Regions from separate parts of the Homo sapiens genome. Here region 2 is linked to region 1. A link is a contact called in ENCODE Hi-C or POLR2A ChIA-PET data. All regions are on one chromosome and are shown on one strand. The core of a region is the stretch at or near the end of the contact, and the rest is flanking DNA. Distances in the headings are between cores, read along the strand shown.

Region 1 (7,612 bases), core at 3,114-5,613:
CTGCTGGGCTAGACCTCCCTTTTGCCAGCTGGCTGTGTCTGTGGGCCCAGCAGTAGTGCCCACCTTCCCACAAACTTGGGGCACAGAAAACCTCACATCCCTAGGTCCAAGTGCTGACTCCTGCCTCATGCCCACCCTCAGCCCAGGCTGGCAGCTGCTCGGTGGGTATGCTGAGGCTGGGCCCCTGGCAAGTCAGGAGCCTCCTACGTGGCCCATGCTACATGGACCCCAAAATTTGTGCTTTGCTTGTGGGGAGGGTGTGGAGGTGTCTTAAGGGGGAACTCAGTGCTTTGGCTGGGCTTGGGGCCTTCAAAGTCCAACACAGAATGGGGAATAGAGGGTGGCAGTGCAGGATAAAGGAGATGCAGGAGGAGACAGGGACAGGAAATGCCTCTATCAGGCAGGCCCCTGGGATTGCCTCCTGCCTGGGGGAAAAGGGGACCAAGCAGAGGGGCCAGAGTGTTGTAAGGTGGGATGGGGCAGTGATGTAATGTGGAAAAGGTCCCCTGTCCTGGGGGACACTAATACTGCTGGGAAAAGCAGCCCAGCTCCTCCACCTCCCTCTGCCCTGTGGCTGGAAAGACTCCACAATTTTCTCCCCTAACTTCACCCTATCCAGTACCCCAAATGTGTAGAGGGGAGAGCCGCACCAGGGCTGGCATGGCTTCAGACTTCTGCTACGTGGCTACTGGGCAGCCTGGGCTGGGGCCAGGGCAGTGAGGGCCAGACAACGACGACCCACCTGCTGGGCCCAGGGTTGCCAGGGCAGAAATGGAGCTGGCAGGGGGTTCAATAGCAGCACCAGGGAGGGGAGGGGAGGGGTTGGGGGGCTCCCTTAGGAAGCCTATGGCAGGGTGGGTCAGTGCCCGTGGGGCACAGAGTGGTCTGCCTCCCTCCTCCCCAACACTTGCCATCCTGCAGAGCCCCTGACACCCTGGGGTGAGTTAACTGGAATCCCAGTGGGCAGGCATGAAGGGCCGCGAAGCCTGCCTCTCCATCCCAGGGTCCTTCCCATGGGCATGCCTGTCTAGAGTGCCAGGGGATCTGGGAGCAGATGGAGGAACTGAGGCACTTTGAGCTGGGGGACTGAGAGGGCTGGGAGGGGTCTTCCTCCATTATATACATGGGAAGACCCAGTCTGGGGTGGCTGATAGGAACTCAATGTCCCATTCAAGAAGGGAATCTGCACTGAAAGGGAGGGCTTCTCCTAGGCCCTCCCCTCATCCCAGAATGAGGACCAGGGGTGGCTGAGCAGGAGGTGGCCTAGCGGCCCCACCCCCCTCACTTTCTGCCAGGCCCGAGGCTTTGACAATGGCCTTTGTGTGTGAGGCATTGTATGGACTCCTCAGTCCCTCGGACTGTGTTTGCAGAGCTTCTGCCATGTGGGCTTCCTTCCCCACTACCCTCCGTGTGGATGCTTCTTTACCTCTGACTCCTGCAGGTGGATCCCCCTGGGATCCCAGCCCTGACTAGCCAAAAGAACCAAGTGTTGCTAGATAAGGGAGAAATCAGAGAAACCTCCACGCTGTAAGAAGCAGTTTGGGGCAGGCCTGAGATCCTAGGGTGGAGGCACCGGGGACCCAGTCTCAGCTGTCTCTGGAAGCTTCTATAGGCAGACCCCATTCTCAGCTTAAAGGGGGAATGAGGTGGAAATAGACGGGTGGGCCTTGGGCAGTGTCTGGATGGGGCAGGGCATGGGACTCCAGGGGAAAGCAGGCAGAGAGGAGCAGTGTGTGCATGTGTGTGTGTGTGCACGTGTCAGCAGAGGCAGAGAGCAAGTGTGGGCTGGAGCCCACCTGGAGCCCCTAATGGAGGGGGCACATTGGGGATAAAGAGGGGACGCGTCAGAGCTAGGCCAACTCCACTCTCTGTGGGCCAATGAGGAAAAAAAATGTAAAACCACCCTCAGCAGGAAAACACTGCCCAAGGCCCCGCTTAACAAACAAGACTCCCTGGGAACTGGGGAGAAGCCGCACCCCTCCCCCTACCTCTTGGGCGCACCAGCTGTCTAGACCCAAGGTCCAAACTCCCAGCTGCATCAGATTTCACTGGTGGGTGTTGGGTTCCCTCTAGCCGGGAGGAGGAGCAGCATCTGGGGGTGTGGGGAGCTTTTCCCTCTTAGAGCCCCTTGAGCCCTCCACCCCCAGTGAAGAAACACAAACAAATTCCAGTGTAGGGGGGCGGGGGAGGCTGGCTCCCCAAACCCTGGAGGGATGCCCAGGTACACAAGACGAGAACAGGGCTCCCTACACAGAGGGCAGGCAGGTGGGGCCCGTAAAGGGAAGATACAGTAACACTAAAGCCACAGTCGAACACAACACCATGGGGAAGGGCGGAGGAGAGGGAGGAAATAAAACACAAAGCCAAGTCGTGGCTGCCCTGGGCTCCCCTGGCCCCCCAGGAGTTCGGGGCTGGCTTTGGGCAGCTGGGCAAGTCTCTGTTCAGCTCCTGGAGTGGGAGGTGGGGGGTGGGCAGGGGGCGTGCGGGGAGGGGCTGGGGAGGAGCGGTCACAGACAGAGGCTCTGGAAGGGGGGCTACACGTACCACTCCTTCTTGGAAATGAAAGACCCGTCGTTCTGAGAAACCATGTTCTCAGCCAAGTCCAGCTGCTCAGGGTCGTACTGGTAGCCCAGAGTCCGGTCCCCGTAGCCGTCCTGACGGGCCTCGGCCTCATCCACGGTGAAGTAGGGCCGCTTGGCGTCCTCGTCATATTTGGGGTGGGGGCCGCCCACCTTGCGCTCGCCCCCTCCACCGCCCTCCTCCTCCTCCTCCTCCTCCTCATAGCTGCTTCCACCCAGTGGGCCGGCCTTCTTCTCGTCGTCTGAGTCGTCGGGGTACTGCAGGTTCTGTGCCATTGGTGGGTGGTGCTGGGGGATGCCTGCCTTGCTGTAGCCGTTGCCATACACGTGCTTCTTGGTGCTGTAGTCACCCTTGAAGGTGTGCCGGCGCCGACGCAGGGCGACCACGATCCCGCCGACCACAATCAACACCAGCAGGATGCTCCCCGCCACGCCCCCAATGATGGCCGTGGGCACCGGCCCGGCGCGCCGCCCATGTTCGGGAGGAGACGGGGTGTAGGGGAATTCTGGGTGAGGAAAAGAGATGGAGGGGACAGCATCAGCGTGTGCTCCTGGGGTGTAGAGGGGGTGGGAGGGAGGCAGGGAAAGGAGAGGCCAGGAAGGACAGGCTGTCTGCACCCCAGGTTTGAGCAGCTCCAGTTCGAGGCCCCGCAGCACTCCACCCATCCTGGAGCCCTAACATGCCGCAGCGTTGGTAGCTGGAGTGAGAGACAGGCAAGAGGAGAGGCAGAGGGCAGTACCCACAGCACCAGGGTCTTCCATCCCCACTGTCCTTGGTGTGGTGCTGGCCCAGCTCAATCCCTATTCATGGTGCAGTGAGACACGTGTGCCAGTTCCAGCTGCAGCACACTGCCCACTCCATGCCATTCACAGCCACAACCCTGAGGAGGTATGCCATTCATTCTCATTGGATATCTGAGGAGCTGAGGCTTGCAGAGGTTAAAGAACTTGCCTGAGGCCACCCAGCAATGATGCATCGTTGCTTCTCCTGCACATAGAACGTGTGCAAATGTCACTGATACCCCTCTGCCAGACACCTGGCAGTCACTCTGCCCCAACACTATCAACTTGGCTTCCAAGACCCAGAACCAGGAGCCACCTAGGTGTTCTGCACCTGATTTTGTCTGCCTGCAGGGCACAGGGAAAACAGGTTCCCAGGCACTGGCTCAGGAGATGCCCCGTGAGTGCCAATCAGCTGCCAAGGTGCCAGAAACTAGGGCTGTGGTTCTTGGCTGTGGTCTGGGCCTGCAGGGCAAGGTGGGGGCCTGGCAGTGCTGCCAGCCTGGGTTATAAGTGTAAGACACCAGCATGGCAGGGCACAAGCACAGGGCAAGGACGGCAGAAATGGGGGTGAAAGCATGTGCGTGTGTGCGTGCGTGGCAATGTCGAGTACACACAAGTGGGCACATGCACAGGCATACACGCTTGCCGTCATAGCAAGCCTGCCACCCAGAGAGCACATGCTGGGAGGGCCTGCATGCCTGTGCCGACATGATGAACATGAGTGTGCAAATCTGTATGCCCCGTGGACACAGCCAAAATGAGGAGGCAGGAAAGGTGAAAAGAAGAGAAAGGAAGCAGGTGGGACAGGAGAGAAGGCTGGGTGGGTGGCTTTCTGTGCCAGTGGGGCCGGGCCACAGTACTGTTCTTTGGCCAACACTGCCCCTTCCCTTGCCTTACAGGGCCTGGGAAGGTGGCTGAAACCAGGGCCATGCCACGGGCCAAAGAGGCCCTAAGGTGAGGCTAAGGGAAATGGTTCCTGGCACCACCACAGGGTGGCACCAGAGACCACAGCTGGCCTCGGTCAGAGCCACTAGGCTGCGGGTCTAGGGCAAGCCCAGAAGGCTGACCTCAGCCGCTCAGGCCCTCCTTGCTCCAGGCCCACGTAAAGGGCCAGTTTGCCCGTATACTGTTTGCCTGTATACTGCTGCCAGCTCACTCTCTGATTCAGTATCTCTCACTCCATGGGAATCATGCTCCTCCCTGAGCCCACTCCCTCCTCCTGGGGCGTGTGTGGGGTGCTATCCCACTCGGCAGGCTGCAGCAGGGTGGAGATTCTAGGAAAGAGGAAAGGCCTTCCAGGAATTTGGGCGGGAAGGGCTGACGAAAACACAGGGCCCAAGGAAGGGGAGGCCACTCACTCATCCAAGGTCACGCGGCTGAGCCAGGACCCCCCAGGGGCTCCTATACACGTGGGCACTGGCAGAGGAGCACTGCCATGGAGGACCCCGCTCCCCACCTGCCACCACCATCCTCGGTGCAGGTCAGCCAGCAGCTGCCCAGTACATATCCATGGGATCTTTGTCCTGACCGCCTGTCTCCGCAGCAGCCTCCCTGGAACCTCAAGCATCTCCCGGCTCACCAGGTCCCATCTGTTTACCGCCCTCAAAAGGGCCCCGCAACTGCTCCCCACGAGATGGGAGCAGCCTCCACCAGGGGTTCCCCAGAGGCAGCTGGGAAGAACCTAGCCTCCTCTGTACTCAGCCTGCCTGCCCCCCTCCTCGGTTCTCACCCAGATCTGAATGATCTCTCCTGTCTACACCTGCCTTCCTCTCTTCATCCATCCCTCCCATCAGCAAACATACTGAGCATCTATCCTGCTAGTCACGGGATATGAGAAACTCACAGCCTCCCCAGGGAAGCAAAGGACACTCAGAGACAGCACATGCAGATGTTAAGGGAACAGGCAGGGAAGTGCAGGGTGCAGGGGAACGGGGTGGTGTGTCTTGGCATTAGAGAAGGCTTCTTGGAGGAGGCCGGACTTGGAGAGGCCAGGAGGATAAGGAAGCATCCAGATGGAGGGAGCTGCCATTTTTCTGAAACATGTCCCTTGCCTTCCCATACAAGATTCCGTGGTTCTCGGCTTTCCTCTCTGAGTGCTATCTCCAGCTGTGTTGCTCCTTTTCTCTGTTCCAGCTGTCTCGCTGGACGCTTTGTCCTGGGACCCTCAGCCTTGACCCTCTGCTTTCTTTCCTAGTGACAGACTAGTATCAACTTCTGGAGTCACCCTTATCCTGCTGGCTGTCCAAATTATTTAGGGTACATAGTTCTCGCCCAACTCTGGGACTGTATCTCCACAGCATCTCCCAAACTGTGGCCCATGGAATCTCAAACCATTGGCTCAAAGGGTCAGCAAAAATAGGGGGGTCGAGATGTTGGCTTAGACAAAAGCATCAGAGCCTGTTACCTTCTCGTGCACACTGTGAACTACTAGAGGGACACGTCAAATGCCATGTTTCCCAACATACTGGAACATGAACCCCATACCTCCTGCCTCCAAGACAGTCTCACATAACTGATATCTAGGTGGACACATTAGAAAAACTGACCTCTAGCACACCCTCATTTGGAATTCTCACCACCACTTCAAAACCCATCTGTACCAACCTGGTTTGCCATCTTCCTTCTAAACCCTCTCCATTCGATACAACTTCCTGTCGCCACTGTCACCACCATGGAACTTATGCCAGGTTTTACTGCTGTGGTCGATTCCTAAATCTCCCACTTTCCTTTTGCCTCTGCCTGCCTTGAATCACCCCACCCGCAGTCACCAGGTTAATCTTCACTCTGTAGACACAACCACTCGCTTTCTCAAAGACCAGCAATGGCTCCCCAACTGCCTGTTGGGCTGTGCAGTCTGGCCTTCAAAGCTTCCATCATGCAACCGTATCTTGGGTTTGGTCAACTCACCTTCCTTGCTGTCCTTGTTATCCAAGTTGATTCCTTACTGCAAGCCTTTACACATGCAGTTTGCCCCGCCAGGAGTGCCTTTCCTCATCCTCCCTCCCCACCGATTGCACTTCTCCAGCCCCTTCTTCAGGAGCCTTCTCTTCTCCAGTTTACCGTGATCTTTTTCTCTTTCGAATTTTTATGTACTAATGGTCTGCACCTCTCATTCTGGTTGTGACAATTGCTAAGGTCATTCCATTAATCACATACTGACATAGCATGGTAAAGCCTGTATAAATTGCAAATAAATGCAAATTAGAAGTTACCATGGCTGGCTCTGGTCCTTCTGCCAGTTTTCAAATGGCTAAAGTTCTTCTCTTCTGCAGGAATGAGGACAGGGTTTGAGGAAGTGGCAGCCTCATGATCATTTGGGATTGACTCATTTCAGTGTGTTGCAGTAGTCTATAAGCTCACTATTGTTACATTTGTGCTTTCTTCAACAGCAGAGACCCAATAAAAAATAAAGCTCTCCTACATCTTCCTCAACTAGGTTGAATTTTCTGGACCTCTCAAGCCACATCATTGCAGTATGGTAGAGTGTACGGTCTTATCTGTTTCACAGGAATGACTGGTGTCCCAACTAGTTTGTAAGTTATAATTGAAAATGCAGGCTGGGCACAGTGGCTCATGCCTGTAATCCCAGCACTTTGGGAGGCCGAGGCGGACGGATCACCTAAGGTCAGGAGTTCAAGACCAGCCTGACCAACATGGTGAAACCTCGTCTCTACTAAAAATACAAAAATTAGCCAGGTGTAGTGATGGGTGCCTGTAATCCCAGCTACTTGGGAGGCTGAGGCAGGAGAATTGCTTGAGCTGGGAGGTGGAGGTTGCAGTGAGCCAAGTTTGTGCCATTGCACTCCAGCCTGGGCAACAGTGCAAGACTCCGTCTCAAAAAAAAAAAAAAAATGCACCTTGAACCTGATCTCTTCTCACCGTCTCCATCACTACCACCCTGATCCAAGATACTCTCATCTTTCATCTGGATTATTGATTGCAATAGCTGCCTAACTGCTCCCCTGATTCCATCCTTTCCCTCTGTGGACTGTTTTCCACACAGCAGCCAGACAAATCCTGTTGAAGTGTAACATATCTGCTCAGAGCCCTCCAATGACTCTCCCTAGAGCCTTAACGTGCTCTGCTTGCCCTACGCCCCGCCCCACCTCTGAAGTCATCTGTTCCCGCTTTCCTGCAGGCTTGCCCCACTCCTGGCACACACTGCACGGGCTGCCCTGCCCCCTGAAAGCCACTTCCCCAGGGCCCCCAGGTTCACTCCTTTACTCTCTTTGGGACACAGCTCAAATAGC
Region 2 (7,612 bases), core at 2,005-4,504, 140 kb after region 1:
TTTCCCTCCACCCCAAACTAGAGGGTAGGGACAGGTGCAGGGAGCTGCTGAGAGGAGAGATGAGCCCCAATGCCGATTTCTTCACTCAGTGAATAATGGAATCAGTGGGCGAGCAGGAGGAATGGGCTGGGGAGGACACAGGCAGGGTTGCTGAGGAGCCTCTCCAGTGGCAGATGGGAGCCTGAGGTGCCCCCCCGACCCTGAATGCTGCCCAGTCCTGAGGAAGAGGCATCTGATAAGAGCACAGGCTTAGATGGGGGACGATGACTGCTTCTCAGACCTTCTGCCAACAGCAAGTCTCCGCTGCATGCCCTGCCCCTTGGCTCTGATAGCTCAGTGTCCTCGTCCTGTCACCTTCCTCCTTCAAAGTCTTGCCCCAGACCTTATATCCAGGGCTCCCATGCAGACTCCAGAAACACCTTTCCTTCCCTGTAGCCCTGCAGCATGAGGGGTAGGTGGGCTGGCCCTGGGCCGTGGCTGGGGGCTTCTGTTTGAGTTTGCTTCTGTATGGGGTTCCAGTTCTTCCTCCACCCAAGGTCGAGAGCCTTCTGTCTTGGAGCTGACTGCTCTGTTTCCGGCCTTGCCAAGTTGGTGTCTAGGTCCTGCTGGCACACCTGCAGCCATTGCTCCATCTTCCTGCTGGCTTGCTTGCCAGGTGCCAAATGTCACTCTTCCAAGTGGCCACCACAGTGCTGTGTGCCCAAGGAAGAGCCACGGCCCCTTCCACTTTTCCTTAGCAGGTGCAAGGAGAGGTGGAAGGGGCCTTGGCTGCCCTCCTGCCCTGCCCCATGACCTCTTTGGAGGCAGCCTCTATTGCTAACTGGGCTCTGTATACACTCTACCACATCCCCAAAAGGAGGTCTGGGCATCTCCCTCCCCAAGCTGTCCCTGGTGCTGAGAGGTTCTCAGGCTGGGAATCCTGCCCTGCAGGAGTCACACCACAGGAAAGGCCTGGTCCTAGTTATGGCTCTACCACGGTTAAGCTGCGTGACCTCGGCTAAGTCACTTTATCTCACTGAGCCTCACATCCTAGATATACATGGGAAGGAACCCTCTCTGCTCTCCTGGCCCCACAGGGTTTCTAAGGGCAGAAAATGTGATGTTTCCTAATGGCCTGCAAAGACACAGCCAGGCAGTGGGGACTGGGCTCTAGCTCTGGCTGCTGACTCCAACCTCTTGATAGCAACCCACCAAACCCCATGGCCTCTTCACGTGGAAATATAGGAGTAAGAGACTGGAAGGATATGGGGAGACTTTGGGAGAGGTCAGGAGATCAGGAGTACCCTTGAATCGGGACTCCAGGAACCAGACTTCATCTTCTTTTGCCATCTGTCATCCGGTTCTTGCACACCAATTCCAGGTGTCCATGGAGGCCTGTGTGGTGCTGAGGTCAGGACTCAGGGGTAAGGGAAGTGTGGCCACAGAGCCAGGCTAGACAGGGAGGTGTGTCAGCGGCTCTCATGGGCTGCCCGGCTCAAAACAGCTCCTCACTCGGCAGTAAAGGCCACTCCTGGCCAACCTCCTTTACTTCTCTCCCCACTTACCTAGACTGTCATAGCCAGGAGAGGCCCCTTAGAGAACTTACAGGTAAGATTGCTTAAGCCCAGAGAGGGGAAGGGACCAGCTCAATGTCACACAGCAAGTGGATCCCAGGACCCTGACTCCAGGGCCATTACTCTTTATAGTAGACTTGTGGTTTGCAAACTGGGTTTCTGGGGGCCCCAAGGCTCTAGGGATGCCGTACGTGGGAGGGTAATCGGGGCTTGAGTGATTAGGGCTTTGTTCCCTCCACCGCATCTCCATCAGCCAGAGCTGCTCTCTCCTCTTCAATCAGTATTTCACTTCCAGGGAAAATGTAGGAAAAACAGAATTGTGTTGCAGAAAAACAGTGGGAAAATGGCTGTGTTGTACCCTACCACATCCCCCCGATTGACACCCAGTGCCGTCTCTGGAGCTCCCAACCTTACCTGACTCGGCCCTTCCCCCATCAACTGTCCCTGGCAGCCTGTCCTCCTCTGCTTTGAATGGTTCTGAGCTCTTCTTCCAGGCCACATTTCTGTCTATGCCTCTGTCTAAAATCAAAGTCAACCTTCTAACTAACCAACGCTAATGACTAATCTCTGCTGAAGAGCTCGCAGGCGAAGGCCTTCTTAGGTATCGATTGTCTTTTAACAGTGACCTTCTGGAGATAGTGCCTACATTTGTTTTAAAGGCCTGGGGGAAGCCAGCTGGGGAGATACTTCTGGACAAGAGGACTTTTGGGGTTTCTTCCCCCTACACTGTGAACCCCAATGCCTGCTGCCGTCACTGAGCCTCGGTGCCGTGAGGAGAGGGGTAGGGTGGTGGGTAGGATAGTGAGAGGGGCCCAGGCCTCGGGGCCCACTGCCTGGCTTCTCAGCCTGGCTCACTCTGATCTTCAGCAAGTGCTATGCCTTAATTCTCTACTTGGAAATGGGCCTGATTATAGCACCGCATCCACCTTCTAGGGTGGGCTTGAGGATCAATGATGTCATTCATGCGAAGTGCAGAGAACAACGCTCAGCAGATTTCGTGCCCAGCTGTGTTGGCTGTGATTGGTGGGGTGGGAGCAGAGGCAGGTGATTGACTCTCAGCATCCCCCCATTTCACAGATGGAGGAAAGGAGGCTCAGAGCAGGTCTGTAAACATTCCCTGGGGCCAACCCTCCAATCGCCACCGGGTCCCACCTCTCTGAGCCATCTCTAAAGGTGCCACAGGGCTGCCTGAGTCCAGCCTGTTCCAATGTCGGACTCACACCCAGGCTTCCCTGCAGAAAGCATCCGCTGTCTCCCCAGGTGTGCCCACTCTTCCTAGGCAGATGACACCCTCCCCAGTTCCCTCTCCTGTCTCTTCTCTAAGCCCTCTTCTTCTGGAACTTTGTTGCTGAGACGCTGCATCCCTCCATCTGTTCCGTTCCTCCTCATTTTGGCTAGAGGGCCTGACCTAGTTTAGGGGTGGCTGGTTAGGGAAGGCTGTGTGTGTGTGTGCACACTCATGCTTATGTGAAAGTGGCAGTGCACAGACAGGAGCAGGAGTGTGTGTAGATGTGTGTGTGTGTGTAAGTGTGTGTGCACATGGATGCCTTTCTGGGAGTGTGTATAACAGGGAACACATAGTGGGCTGTAAACAGTACCAGACCTGGAGGCAGAGCTGGGGCATCTTTGCCAGGCTCTGCTGATTACTAGCCATGTGCCTTTAAACTAGCACAGAATCTGGCAGGACTAGGCGCTCAGTGAGTGCCTCCTGCAGAGCCAAATGTGCTCCCAGTGTGGGCTCATGAGTGCAGTGTCCTGGGCAGGCCAGGGCGGGGCTCTTTTCTCCTCCCAGGGCAAAGTGTCCTTGTCAGCCTGGCTGTCTGCATGGGCTGCTCTCTGTGACAGTGGGAGTGGGCACCTGAAGCTTTCCTGACCAGTGCCCAGTGTGTGGACTTGTCCTGGACATGGAAGTGCCCTTCTGCCTGCCTCTGGTACCCTCTGTGGGAGCCACGGTGGAAATGGCTCAGGCCTCGGGCTCTTACGGGGCTGGAGACTTCCAAAGCCCCACACTGAGCAGCTGGGGGAGCCTGAAGTTGCCTAACTTCTCTGGGCCTTACCCTCCTCTCTAGCAAAAGGAGGCTCATGCTCTCTGTCATGATGGTCTCTTGAGGTTTTTAAGAGGATGCAATATAAAGAAAAAGGCCTTAATAAGTGGGGACTGTTCATTCATGTGATCTGTCATAGACCTGATGTGCTGCTTCCATGAGATGATGCATGTCAGCTCCTTGCACAGCGCATGACATGCAGCAGGAGCACCACAAAAGCAACAGCTTCTAGTAACTACATGGCCAGCTCTCCTCCTGGGGAGGGGGGCGCCACCCACCATGCGGCTGAACTTGGCTGACTGCTCTGTAGCCCATTAGCCATGCCCAGGAGCTATCTGGGGTGTTTTGTCTTCTAGGGTCCCTTCGTCCCAAGCAAATCGGACCCTGATTAACTTCCCATCAGGAGTGAGGTCAGCCTGTCTTTGGGACAAACTTGTCCCCAGTACTGTCTGGGGCATTGGTGGGGCTGGGCACCTGGGCTGGGGGAGGAACCATGTGGCATTTGGCTTTGGGGGATTAAAGTCAGCCTTTGGCCTTCACCTGCCACCTGGTGTGACAGAGGAAACTGGGTTTTGGAGGCCAAGGGGCTTGGTGGGAAGCACGTGCTGCTGTTGGCTCCTGGCTGGGGGTGCTGGTCTGGAAGGGAAGAGCAGCTTGGCCTCAGGAAGCCTTGTCTTTTTTCCATCCTAGAGTGGGGAGCTGGAGCCCGAGGTTGCGGGAGTCTGTGAGTCAGGAGACCTGAACTCCATCACTGACACACACCGGTGTCCACAGGCAAGGATGAGGTTAACTGGGCACCAGTTTCCCCACCTGTGGAAGGGGGTGAGCCCCAGCATTCTTGTTAGGCTCCTCAAGGGCTGAGAAGATATCAGGCACAGCAGACTCCTCTCCAAATGGCAGGTGCAACGGCCCTGGTCATCCTCTGGGCAGTGTTCCAGTCTCTTGCCTTGACATCCATATCCCCTGTGGTGCCTTCCACCCTCCTTCCCTTGTCCCATCCTGATGAGGGTCCTGGGCCACCAGCCTGTGGCAGGGAGTGGCAATAGGTGCAGACCCTCTCGGCACTCCCTGTGGCCACTGCCAGCCCTCCCCAGATAACCCATTTCTGCTCCATTAGGCCATCCTGTGACATGTGTGCGAGGGTTCCTGGTGGGAGCAGGAGCCCTTACCACAGAAAACATGCACAAAAGGAAACACTCAGTTTCCGCCTAGCCCAGGTAATGGCCGTTATGTTCTGTATTATCAGCCATCAGAGCACGGGGCTGGGATGGAGCAAGAGCCCGTTCCTCTCACGGCCTGTGGATAAACAACCCGGCTTGTGGCAAATAAAATGGGAAAGTTGAAATATTGAAATACAGTTGCCATTTCGTTCAAGTTGGATATTAATAGCTGCAGGGACAGGCTCATAAAGAAGGGGCGGGGGAGGAGAAGGAAGAAAGGGAACTGTGAACACTGTTAACATCCAATTTCCTCAGAGGATTGGAACCCTTTGAGGCTCTGGTCTCAGGAGCCGGCAGGCGGGGCGAGGCGTTGCTGTCAGAAGGTGCTGACATGGCAGCTTCCTTTTCCAGGAGGCAGCTCCTACTCATGGAGTGAGTGGAGTGAGGATGCTGCTGGGACAGGGAGGCCTGGGCATCATGGGGGCACCTAAACCCTCCCTGGCACCTCACAGTGCCTGGACATGTGTCCCTGGCACCAGCCACTGCTCCATGACATGCTGATGGCACATTGCTCCCTGACCATCCCACAGATACTCCTGGCCACAGGCATGACCACACTTGTGTAGAACGATGTCACCTGCCCATGTCCTCTTTAGCAGGCTGGTGTGCTCCTCCGCAGCTTCCCCTTGTGCAGAGACCTGTGCTAGCCTGGGAGGTTACCTCCAAACCCTCCTCACCGCAGCCATCACCCAACGACTGGCCAACTCGAGGCTACAAAGGGCTGAGCCCCTTGCTGGAGAGGGGATAACTTTCTCAGCTGATTAATGCCCCAGAGTGACACAGGCATCAGGCTAAGGGCTGACTGCCCTGAGCCTCCATATGCTGCTTCCCTCACTCCTTTATAGGTTTTGCTGAAGAGAGCTCCTTCAAGAAGCCACACGCCCCCAAATCTCTGCCTCAAGTGCTGCTTCTGAGGAGCCCAGCCCTGAGAGCAGCTGGGTGGCCTGGGGCAAGCCACTCCACCCTCTGAGCCTCAGTGCCTTCATCTGTGAAACGGGAAATAACACCAGATCATGGGATTGCTGAGACCATCCAAGGAGACGTTGTCAGCAAACTTCTTTGCCCTCTGTTAGGGACTTGGATGAGTGTCCCCTCGCTGCTGCAACAAACTACCACAAACTTAGTGGCTTAAACAATGCACATTTATGATCTTCTAGTTCTGGGAGTCAGAAGTCCAAATGGGCCTCGCTGGGCTCAAACAAACGTGTTGGCGGGGCTGCATTCCTTCCGGAGGCTCTGAAGGGGAGTCTGTTTCTTGCCTTTGCCAGCTTCCAGAGTCTGCGTTCCTTGGCCCTGTGGCCTCTTCCTCCCTCTTCAAAGCCTGTGAAGTCCGCCCCAGGCTGCATCACTTTGATTCTGACCCCCTACCCTTTCCTTCACTTATTAGGGCCCTTGTGACTACCCTGGGTCCACCTGGCTAATCCAGGATAATCTCCTCATCTCAAGATCCTTAACTTAATCATATCTGCAAAGTCGATTTTGCTGTGGAAAGTCACATATTCCCAGGCTCTGGGGAACAGGAGGTGGATGCTTTGGGAGGGACTTTCTTCTGCCTACCACAGAATGCAGTAAGCCCAGGTCAATGTCTATTTATTTCCTCTCCTCAGGCATGCTATCGCACCCCTTTGAGACTATTTCTACCTCTTTAAAGACCATTGTGAGGATTGCTGTGTATAATGGGTGTGAGGGGATTTGCAAATGGGGCTATGGAAGGAGAGAGTCTTCCAGCTTCTCAATCCCCCCATAGGGCTTCCTCTACTGATTCTGCACCCAGCTGTGCCCTCCTCTCTCCTGAAGCTCTTCTCCTTGCTGTCCTGTGACCAACGTTTCCTGGAAATGCCTTTGTAGGAGAAGCAGCTTGATCTGCTCTTGGCAATGGGGTCAAGAAGTCAGGGCTTCCAGGCCTGATTGTGGAGAGGACTGAGGGGTCCAAGCCCATTTCTCACCCACCGCTTGCCCAGATCTTGTCCGCCTGGTGCTACATTTTAGGAAGGGATGGGCATCAGAATGGAGAGGAAGGAATTGCTGCAGAATAACTGGGTTCTGTGGGATAAGGAAGCACTCGGGACTGAGTTGCTGGTCTTGGCAGGATCAGAAATTTGGCCTGTGGCAGCCAGACTTCTGGTATCTTCTTTGTTTAATCTCTATAAAGTTCCATATAAATGTGCAGCCTGTGTTCATTGTGCTGATGGGAAGAAAAGGAAGGGGACTGGGTTTGGGAACACGTGGGGCCAGAGAGACGGGTGGCAAGGGAAGGGTCCAGGGGAGTGGGACAGCAGAATTACAAGTGGGGTGAGCTGGGCAGGGTGTCCCCTCTTCCAGACAGTCGTGCCCTGTCTGGGTGAGCCTCCCCTACTTGTGTCAGCCTATCGTGGTGATCTGGGCAGGCCTCTGCACGCCCTGTTGGATGGGGAGTCCCCGGAGAACAACGGCGCTGTCCTATTCCTCCTGCGTCTCAGCACCCAGCATGGGCCAGGCACAGCGGGGTGCTCAGTATCCACTATGAGGAGCACTGAACCCATGAGGAAGTGAGGGGCTGTCCATGCCTTCACCGTACCTGCTGCCCTGGTGGGTCCGTCATGGCCAAGTCTCTGTAACTCCCTGGGGACAGAGCTCAGCCTACTCTAGGGCCAGTCATATACTTTTTCTAAAAAGCTTCTTGGAACTTTCCATTTGTCTTGAAAAGCACAGCGCGAGTACTGGCCAGGGAGATGGGATATTTAAAGTCAAGACTGTACTCTCAGAATCCTCTGACAGACCTTGTGTGAGTCACTTCCTCTTTCTGGACTTTATT

What was found. Hi-C counts contacts between places; a loop is a spot of excess contacts on that map. ChIA-PET counts read pairs that join two places held with the same protein, here RNA polymerase II (POLR2A). Pooled maps may share reads with other maps.
Region 2: a pooled map shows a loop between it and region 1 (2.4-fold over the local background). The contact joins two enhancer-like sites. A Hi-C loop is called at or near these places in 1 of 168 maps with a recorded cell type or tissue (Caco-2), 1 of 37 single-sample maps with no recorded cell type and 2 of 50 pooled maps. POLR2A ChIA-PET finds 5 or more read pairs at or near these places in 1 of 52 experiments (activated B cell).

What each region holds. Positions count from the first base shown.
Region 1 is chr11:119,662,213-119,669,824 of GRCh38, forward strand. It overlaps NECTIN1 (nectin cell adhesion molecule 1), which reads right to left. Exons shown (of 6, transcript NM_002855.5): 6 at 1-3,085. The coding sequence ends at 2,535. Among named protein-coding and RNA genes, the nearest start is that of NECTIN1-AS1, 44 kb to the right of the region's middle. RefSeq lists enhancers at 2,384-2,922, 2,923-3,459. Within about 2 kb of position 4,364, at least 2 of the 41 ENCODE cell types and tissues checked have a DNase peak (open chromatin) inside an H3K27ac peak, as active enhancers do.
Region 2 is chr11:119,803,454-119,811,065 of GRCh38, forward strand. No RefSeq gene overlaps it. Among named protein-coding and RNA genes, the nearest start is that of NECTIN1-DT, 78 kb to the left of the region's middle. RefSeq lists an enhancer at 6,676-7,176. Within about 2 kb of position 3,255, at least 4 of the 41 ENCODE cell types and tissues checked have a DNase peak (open chromatin) inside an H3K27ac peak, as active enhancers do.